Linked DNA regions of Homo sapiens: all the other regions are linked to region 1. The links are chromatin contacts, found by Hi-C or POLR2A ChIA-PET in ENCODE. All regions are on one chromosome and are shown on one strand. The core of a region is the stretch at or near the end of the contact, and the rest is flanking DNA. Distances in the headings are between cores, read along the strand shown.

Evidence for each region. A loop is a pair of places that touch in the nucleus more often than their neighbours do. ChIA-PET counts read pairs that join two places held with the same protein, here RNA polymerase II (POLR2A). Pooled maps may share reads with other maps.
Region 2: a pooled map shows a loop between it and region 1 (3-fold over the local background). The contact joins the enhancer-like site here to the promoter of SELENOW in region 1. A Hi-C loop is called at or near these places in 4 of 168 maps with a recorded cell type or tissue (IMR-90, MCF 10A, esophagus muscularis mucosa and 1 more), 5 of 37 single-sample maps with no recorded cell type and 13 of 50 pooled maps. POLR2A ChIA-PET finds 5 or more read pairs at or near these places in 4 of 52 experiments (AG04449, AG04450, H1 and 1 more).
Region 3: a loop to region 1 is called in a map of mammary epithelial cell, with 2.8 times the contacts of the local background. The contact joins the promoter of MEIS3 here to the promoter of SELENOW in region 1. A Hi-C loop is called at or near these places in 6 of 168 maps with a recorded cell type or tissue (IMR-90, MCF 10A, endothelial cell of umbilical vein and 3 more), 5 of 37 single-sample maps with no recorded cell type and 13 of 50 pooled maps. POLR2A ChIA-PET finds 5 or more read pairs at or near these places in 5 of 52 experiments (AG04449, AG04450, CD8-positive, alpha-beta memory T cell and 2 more).

The regions. Positions count from the first base shown.
Region 1 is chr19:47,777,414-47,780,113 of GRCh38, reverse strand. SELENOW (selenoprotein W) reads right to left here and starts at 1,411. Exons shown (of 6, transcript NM_003009.4): 1 at 1,300-1,411. The coding sequence starts at 1,328. RefSeq lists silencers at 1,114-1,253, 1,264-1,523.
Region 2 is chr19:47,445,923-47,448,622 of GRCh38, reverse strand. It overlaps SLC8A2 (solute carrier family 8 member A2), which reads left to right. Exons shown (of 10, transcript NM_015063.3): 4 at 392-814. Among named protein-coding and RNA genes, the nearest start is that of SLC8A2, 25 kb to the left of the region's middle. RefSeq lists silencers at 1,087-1,156, 2,363-2,412 and an enhancer at 1,051-1,976. Within about 2 kb of position 1,427, at least 2 of the 41 ENCODE cell types and tissues checked have a DNase peak (open chromatin) inside an H3K27ac peak, as active enhancers do.
Region 3 is chr19:47,418,254-47,420,953 of GRCh38, reverse strand. MEIS3 (Meis homeobox 3) reads left to right here and starts at 1,427. Exons shown (of 13, transcript NM_001301059.2): 1 at 1,427-1,884. The coding sequence starts at 1,873. RefSeq lists enhancers at 1,347-2,340, 2,341-2,700.

The DNA.
Region 1 (2,700 bases), core at 162-2,661:
GATTCTGAACACCTTCCCAGTCCCCAGGGTGAAATACAGGCTCACCCAACCCCCACAGCAGGCTATTTCGGGACTGGAATCTGGTGTACAGGCCTGGTAGGCGTCTCAAAATGTCACTCTTGCCTCTGCTTTGTCGAGCAGGCAGAGACGTTGGAAAGCTGCCGACAAACCCAGGTTCCAGTTACCCCTGTCACCTGCAGTCCAGACTTGAAGCTACTGACCTGCCCCCACCCCAGTCCCAGCCTCAGTTTTCTCACCTGTAACATAGAACTAAAATTCCTCTCTTTAATTTACTTTTTTTTTTTGAGACAGAGTCTCGCTCTGCTGTCCAGGATGGAGTGCAGTGGCACGATTTCAGCTCACTGCAACTTCCGCCTTCCGGGCTCCAGTGATCCTCCTGCCTCAGCCTCCCAAGCAGCTGCGACTACAGGAGTGCGCCACCATGCCCGGCTAACTTTTTAAGTTTCTGTAGAGACGAGGGGGGGGTCTCCCTGGGTTGCCCAGGCTGGTCTCGAACTCTTGGGCTCAAGCGATCCACCCGCCTCAGCCTCCCAGTGTTTGGATTACAGGCGTGATCAACGGCACCTGGCCTAAAATTCCCCTCTCTTAAGGGATTCCTGGGAGGATAAATTCATTGAACACGTATTTATTAAATACCTACAGCATGCCACACAGTATTAGGTGCTGGGGAGTGGAGAGAACGTAATTTATATCCTATCCTATTATACCCTTCCTGAGACTTGCAGAAATTAAGCGTGTTCGGTATTGACACAGAGCCTCCCTCTTGCCACAGACGGAAAACTGAGGCCAGAAAAGGAGTGGGGTTCGTGGCCAAGGGAACCCACTGGGCAGAGGCCAACAATTCAAGTGCTTCTGAAACACAGGCTGAGACATTCTCGAACCTTCTGGGCTCTCACTGTCCCCACCCCGCGACTGTTCGGGATATTGGGGGAGGGGAAGCCTTAGGGTGGAGGAGCCTTAGGTCCCTTTACAAAGCTGACCCCCAGCCCCTTCCCCAGCGGAGCCCCGGAGTCGGGGGTTCGAAATTGACACACACTCGTCTCAGCCCCACCTTTTATAACCCGAGATGCCCAGCGTGTCACAAGTCGAAGACGGGGCCTAGGGACGACCGCCCTCTGTTTTTCGCCCCTCCGTACGCCCACCCCACCCACATACAGGGGCTCCCTTTTCCCATACAAGGGCTCCCATGGGTCCTCTCCCCGGGGCTCCCTGACCCCGGCTCCGAGAATCGGGTCCCGGCGGGGGTCGGGGACGGGGGCCGCTGGCCGCTGGGCTTACCAATAAACGACTCGGACGGCGAGAGCCATGGCTCGGGGCTGCCACATCCGCTGAGGAGCGGACGCCCGGGCCACACTAACCTCCCACCTGGACGCGCTAGGTCTGCGCGAGTGCGGCGGGAACCTGCGCAGAAAGGATGGAGCCTCGGCTTCCCCTGGCGCCAACCAATGCCAGGGAGGGGCGGTGGGCGGTGGGCGGAGAGGCGCCAAGGCGGAGGATAAGGAACCCGCGACCCGCCAGCCCGAGGCCCCCACACAAGTCTCCTTCCCATCCTCCTGTTGGGCTGGAGAGAGTCTCGATACAGGCAGTCCCCGGGGGAAGCCCTCCGCGCGTCCCCTCCCAGGTCCCCCCGGCCAGAATGGTACGGCCCACGGGGGCGGTGATTTACGGCTGGCCGCTCCCAGCTGGACCCGGAATCAGCCTCAAGGGTGGTCTTTTCACTGCGTGGGCTTGGGGACGGCGCGGTGGGGACAGAAGCAGGGCGCGATTCTTGAGTCCCTCACCTCCCCTGGAGAGGGCGAGGGGGCGAGAGGGGAAGGATTCGGGGTAGACCAGGTGAGGGAGGAGACAGGGAGTTGAGGGGGAGGTTTTCAGGGAGCGGTCCAGGGCCCACAGTTGCCTTATAAAGACCTGCAGCCGCAGGGCGCGGTGGCTCACGCCTGTAACCCCAGCGCTTTGGGAGGCAGAGGCAGGAATTCAAGACCAGCCTGGGCAACATAGCCAGACTGCGTCTCTACAGAATAATAATAATAATACATTAGTGGCTGGGTGCGTTGGCTCACGCCTGTAATCCCAACACTTTGGAAGGCCGAGGCGGGCGGATCACTTGAGGTCAGGAGTTCAAGACCAGCCTGGCCAACATGGAGGAACCCCGTCTCTATTAAAAATACAAAAATTAGATGGGCGTGGTGGCGCGTGCCTGTAGTCCCAGCTACTCGGAAGGCTGAGGCAGGAGAATTACTTGAACCTGGGAGGCGGAGGTTGCAGTGAGCCAAGATCAGGCCAATGCACTCCAGCCTGGGTGACAGAGCGAGGCTCCACCTCAAATAAATAAATAGATAATAAATCAGCCGGGCGTGGTGGTGTGTGCCTACAGTCCCAGGCTACTTGAGAGGCTTAGGCAGGAGGCTCGCTTGAGCGCAGGAGTTTGGAAGCTGCTGTGAGCCGTGATTGCACCACTGCACTCCAGCTTAGGCCACCAAGCAAGACCCTCTCTAAAAAAACAAAAGGCCTGCTGCGGCTGGGCACGGTGGCACATACCTGTAATCCCAATGCTTTGGGAGGCCGAGGCAGGAGGACTGCTTGAGCCCAAGAGTCTGAGACCAGCTGGGGCAACATAGCAAGACCCCATCTCTACAAAAACTTTTAAAATTAGTCCGTGTGGTGGCATGTACCTGTACT
Region 2 (2,700 bases), core at 178-2,677, 330 kb after region 1:
GTAGAACACCCCAGGCTCCCTCTCAACTCTTGGACTTTGCATGTGCTGTTCCTTCTGCCTGGAGTATGCCCACCTGCTAATGCCTCCTCCAGGAAGCCTGCCCTGATCTCAACCTTATCATTACCTGTTTAATTCCCACCTTCTGCTCTTCACGAGTTCCACGCGGGGAGGGGCCCACTCTGTCTTGTTCCCGCTCTGCAGCCCTTCCTCCAGGACGCCCACCCCGATTCACCCTCAGTATTACTTGTTTAATGCCTGTCGACCCTCATACTTGGGAGTTCTTCTATGGCACCTACGTCTCCTCTGGGAAGCACGTCCAGACTCCCCCCGTACAACACACAGCCGATGACCGACCCTCACCCCGCTCTTCCCCCTCCCCACCCCGCCGCAGCGAGGGCACGCTGGTGTTCAAACCAGGCGAGACGCAGAAGGAGCTGCGCATCGGCATCATCGACGACGACATCTTCGAGGAGGACGAGCATTTCTTCGTGCGGCTGCTGAACCTGCGCGTGGGCGACGCGCAGGGCATGTTCGAGCCGGACGGCGGCGGGCGGCCCAAGGGGCGGCTGGTGGCGCCGCTGCTGGCCACCGTCACCATCCTGGACGACGACCACGCAGGCATCTTCTCCTTCCAGGACCGCCTGCTGCACGTGAGCGAGTGCATGGGCACCGTGGACGTGCGCGTCGTGCGCAGCTCGGGCGCGCGCGGCACCGTGCGCCTTCCCTACCGCACGGTGGACGGCACGGCGCGCGGCGGCGGCGTGCACTACGAGGACGCGTGCGGAGAGCTGGAGTTTGGCGACGACGAGACCATGTGAGCACGCCCGAGGCGGCCCGGAGAGGGGCGGGGCTTCGGAATGGGCGAGGCCTGATGTGGCTCAGGGGCGGGGCCTGGGTGAGCCATGCCCACATAGTGGGCGGGTCTTGGTTGGGCCTCGGGAGGGGAGGGGCCTGCGTGGCCGTGCCCGCAACGTGGGCGGGGCCTGTGACCCATGCCCACGACGTGGGCGGGGCTTCACTGAACAGCTGGGCCCTCAGGAGGAGAGGGGCCTGAGTGAATCGTTCTCCAAAGTGGGCTTGGCCTCGGGAGGGGCGGGGCCTAGGTGTGCTGTGTCTACCACGTGGGCGGGGCCTGGTGGGGTTGTGACTGTGAAATGAAGAGGCGAGGCCTAGAAGGGTGGCCGGACAGGTGAGAAGAGGGCCCCAAGGAGGAAGGGGGGACGAGGTGAGGAGAGATGGGACGGGGCCTGGGGAGAGCGGTGTGGGGCCTTAATTGGTAGCTCGTGGAGTGTGTGCTGAAGAGTACCCAGGGAGATGTGGGGAGAGGCTTGTGGAGATGAGACGCTGTCGGTGGCTGTGGAGAGGGGGCGGGTCCAGGGCGATAGGTGGGGTCTGGGTTTGGACATACGACATCAGGAAATGGGAAAATGGATGTGGGCTGCGGAAGAAGGCGGGGCCTAACAAGATGGGTGGGGCCTGGGCGCGCGGAGCTAGGGAAGGGGTGGGGCTTCTGGGTATGAGGAAGAACCTGGGGAAATAGCGGGGCACCTAACGCGAATCTGGGCGAGGATTTGGGAAAAGATGGTGCTGGAATCTGGGGGCCTGGGAAGGCAGGGCAGGGCCTGGGGAGACACTGGGGAGCCTGAGGGCTGGGATTTAGGAAAATGGGGTCTGGGGAGGTGGGCTGGCTGGATACACTCAGACACACACATGTAGACAGACGTTTACAGATTGGACACAAAGCCATTTATACGCACCACACACACATAGACACACACGGCAGGGCCAGGCGTGGTGGTCAACACCTGTAATCCCAGCGCTTTGGGAGGACGAAGCAGGAGGATCATTTGAGGCCAGGAGTTTGAGAGCAACCTGGGCAACATAGCAAGACTCCTACTCTAAAAATAATTTTTCTAATTAGTGGTGGCGCATGTCTGTAGTGCCAGCACTTTAGGAAACTGAGGCGGGAGGATGGCATGAGCCTTGGAGTTGGAGATCAGCCTCTACTCTGCTAAAAATTGTTTAAAATTAGCTGGGCATGGTGGTGTGCACTTGTAGTCCCAGCTACTTGGGAAGCCAAAGCAGGAAGATGGCTTGAGCCCACGAGTTAGGTGCTGTAGTGAGCTGTGATCACCCACTGCACTCCAGCCTGGGCGACACAGTGAGACCCTGTCTCAAAAAAAGAAAAAAAACACGCAGACACACATAAAATCACGGACACGTACACTAAATTATTAAGTCAGGGCTGTTCTCACGCCCAGATCCCTGGCCACCCCTTACACAGGTGACCGAGTGTCCCCCAATGTGTGCCTGAAGCCTCACATTCCCCCACCCCCCTGCCCAGGATGCAGGCAGCGCCTGCCCCTCCTCTGCCCGCTCTCTTCCGCCCCCGCATGCCCGTCTGTCTCCCTCCTCCGTGCCGCCCACGCGCCTCCTACTCAAGCGGAGTCCCCACCGCGCTCCCCCTCCCTCCTCCTCCCAGCCTCTGCGCTTCCGCCTCGGGCAGCACTCAGCTTCTCACTGCTCTCGCTGTCTCTCCGTCTCTCCCTCTGCATCTCTGCATCTCTCACTCCCTGGGCTGTCTCTCTCTGGGTCTCTGCGTCTCTGTTCATCTGCAGCTGTCTGTCCCCAGCACCTCGCTCTCTGACTCAGCTTATATTTCAGGCACACTCCACACCTTTCCTTCTCTCTCTCTGTCTG
Region 3 (2,700 bases), core at 178-2,677, 360 kb after region 1:
GAGAGAGAGAGAGTGTGTGTGTGTGTGTGTGTGTGTGTGTGTGAGAGAGAGAGAGAGAGAGCGAGAGACAGAGACGGACAGACAGACGGATGGACAGACAGAGGGAAAGACTGGAGGAAGAGCCTCAGAAAGCCGGAGCCTCCCCCCTGCTCCCTCCGTCCCCCGCCGGCATCCTCCATCCTCCCCCAATCAATTTCTCTCCCACACACTTATTTCTCCCTTCCCAACAGCTCGTCTCTTTCTTTAATTAGAAAGATTTATGCTTCAGAGTCCAAGCCCCCTGCTCTTGTTTTGGGGGTGGCAGGGACGACTCCAGGGTCTCTATTGGAGCTCCTGTCCCCCACTCCCTCCCCCTCCTGTCTGTCTCACTCTGTCTGCACCTCTCTCTCTCTCTCCTCCCACCCGCGTCTGTCTCTGTCTCTCTCTCTCTCTGAATCACACCGTCACTGGAGTTACCTCCCTCCCCACTCCAGTTAGGCCCCATCCCCATCCCAGGTGCCCCCTCCCTCCCTTCCTGCTCTGTCCACGCCCCCCACCACTGGCCGTCAGATGAGGCCGCACTTGCTCCTCTAGGTTTCAGAATCAGCCTGGGCTAAGGGGACCTTAGCATGCACCACCCCCCAAAAAAGCAAATAGAGCCAGAGACTCCTAACCCTTGCATCCCTCACCCCAAGTCTTGGCTGAGGGTGAGGTGGGGGTGGAGCAGACCAAAGGGCCTTGTGTCTTTAATTAAAAAGTGATTTAAATTAATTTTCTGCTCCAAAACCCCTATCTGGGGTGCGCCGGCCTTGAGGAAAGGCAAGGCCTCCAGACCCTTCCCCTCGGACTGCCTTAAACGGCCAGCCTCACCGCAGGACAGCCACGGGGGCAGAGCCCGCCGGCATGGGGACCCCCAGACTCAGCCAAGACCCTGAGTCCTGGCACCCTCTAGCTTAACTGTTTCTCCGTTATCCACAGCCCACCCCCGCCGCCCCCAGCGCACTGCCCATCCTGCAGAGGGGGAATCGAGCCTCAGAGAGGGGAGAGCCTACGGTGGGACCAGACTCCAGATTCCCACGTGACCCCTGGAGATGGCCAGGGAGGGGGTCCGTGGTGTGTCCAGGGGGCTCGGAGAACAGAGAGCCAGAGGAGAGAAAGGACGGGAGAAGCGGAGACAGAGAGAGACAAGGAGAGAGAGACTGGGAAAGAGGGAGACTGAGAAACCCGGAGCAGGAACCCCAGCCCTGGGTAGGAGAGGAGGGGCCTGGGGGCACCAGGGCCGCGGTCTCTTCCTCTCCTCCCCCCACAGCCTGCCCCTCCCCGACTCCCACCGGAAGTGCTGCTGCTGCCCTAACCCCAATCCCTCGTGCTGTAGCTCTGCAGGCTCACTCTGGCTCATCCCCTATCCCGCTCCTTGGTGGTTCTGTTTAATTTCCACAAGACAAGGGAGAGACCGGGAACGGGGAGCGCGGCTGCCAGCACCCCTGAGCCGCCGCCGGACCCTCCGTCGCCCCGGGCCGCCCCCCGCCCCCTGCGGTCCCCGGTGTGTCCGTCTCGGGACGGTTCGATTCCCTCCAGAGCCGGGGAAGGGACGGGGGGGGCCCAGAGGAGGGGGCCTCGGGCGCCCCGCCTGCGCCTGCTGCCCCCGCCCCGGCGGCGATGCGCTCCTGGCCGTGACCCCCGCTGGGGGCGGGGGCCGGGGTCCATGCGCGGAGTCCCCACCCGGCCCGGCGCCTGCCGCTGACGGCGGCGGGGGTGGGGGGGCGCGCGCCTGGCCTCCTGCCCACCCCCTGGCGTCAACACCGCGGGCCGTCAGGGGCTGCGGCCCCGGGCTGCGCCCTCCCCCGCGGCCAGGCTCTGGAGGGACCCAGGAGCTGCCGCCGGCCTCAGCCCATGGCCCGGAGGGTAGGTCTCGGGGCGGGGACCCCGCGTCCCGGCCGCTTCCGCACCCCCTGTCCCTGCATCCCCCACTCTCCGGCGCTGGCCCCCATTAGCCCATCCGTCCTCTACACCACCTCGCTCTCTCTCTGCCCCTCCCTCCGCCCCTGGGTCTCCCAGTCCCTGTGTGCCCCCTCTCTGCCCCCAAGTGTCTCTTCCTGGCCCTCGGCCTCGCCTCCTCCCCATCGTTTAGCTTCTCCTTCTCCCTGCCCCTCTGTCCCCCTCTGTCTGCCCCACTCTCCTCCTCCTTTCTGCCTCTCTGTCCCCCTCTCTCTGTCCCTGGTCTCCCCCCTCTTTCTGCCTCTCTATCCCCCTCTCTCTGCCCTCCCCCACCCGCAGTCTCTCTCCTCTGTTCCTGGGCTTCCTCCTCCATCTCAGCCGCCCGCACCTCACCGTCCCCCCTTTTTTCTGCTCTCCTCCGTCCTTCCCTTCGCTCTACTTTTGTTCCAAGCCGCCCCTGCCTCTCCAGGGCTAGGAGTGGGACAGGGGTGGGAGAGGTGGTCTCACCAGGCTGCTGGCCCCACGGAGCCTGTCTCCCTGGGGATGGGAACGGGGATAGAAGACAGGGGAGGAGGCGCGCGCCCGTTTTGGGGGTTCCGGGTAGGCTGTGAGGACCGCTTTTGGTGAGAGTGCCTTGAGCAGCGGGGAGCAGTTGGATTCAACTTCAGGGCACAGGAGAAGTTAGGAGAAGAGGGAGAGGGAAAGAGTGGGACACACAGAACCAGGGTGCCCAGCCAGGCGAGGGTCCGAGGCAGGAACGTTCTAGCCTCTTCCCGTGCGAGT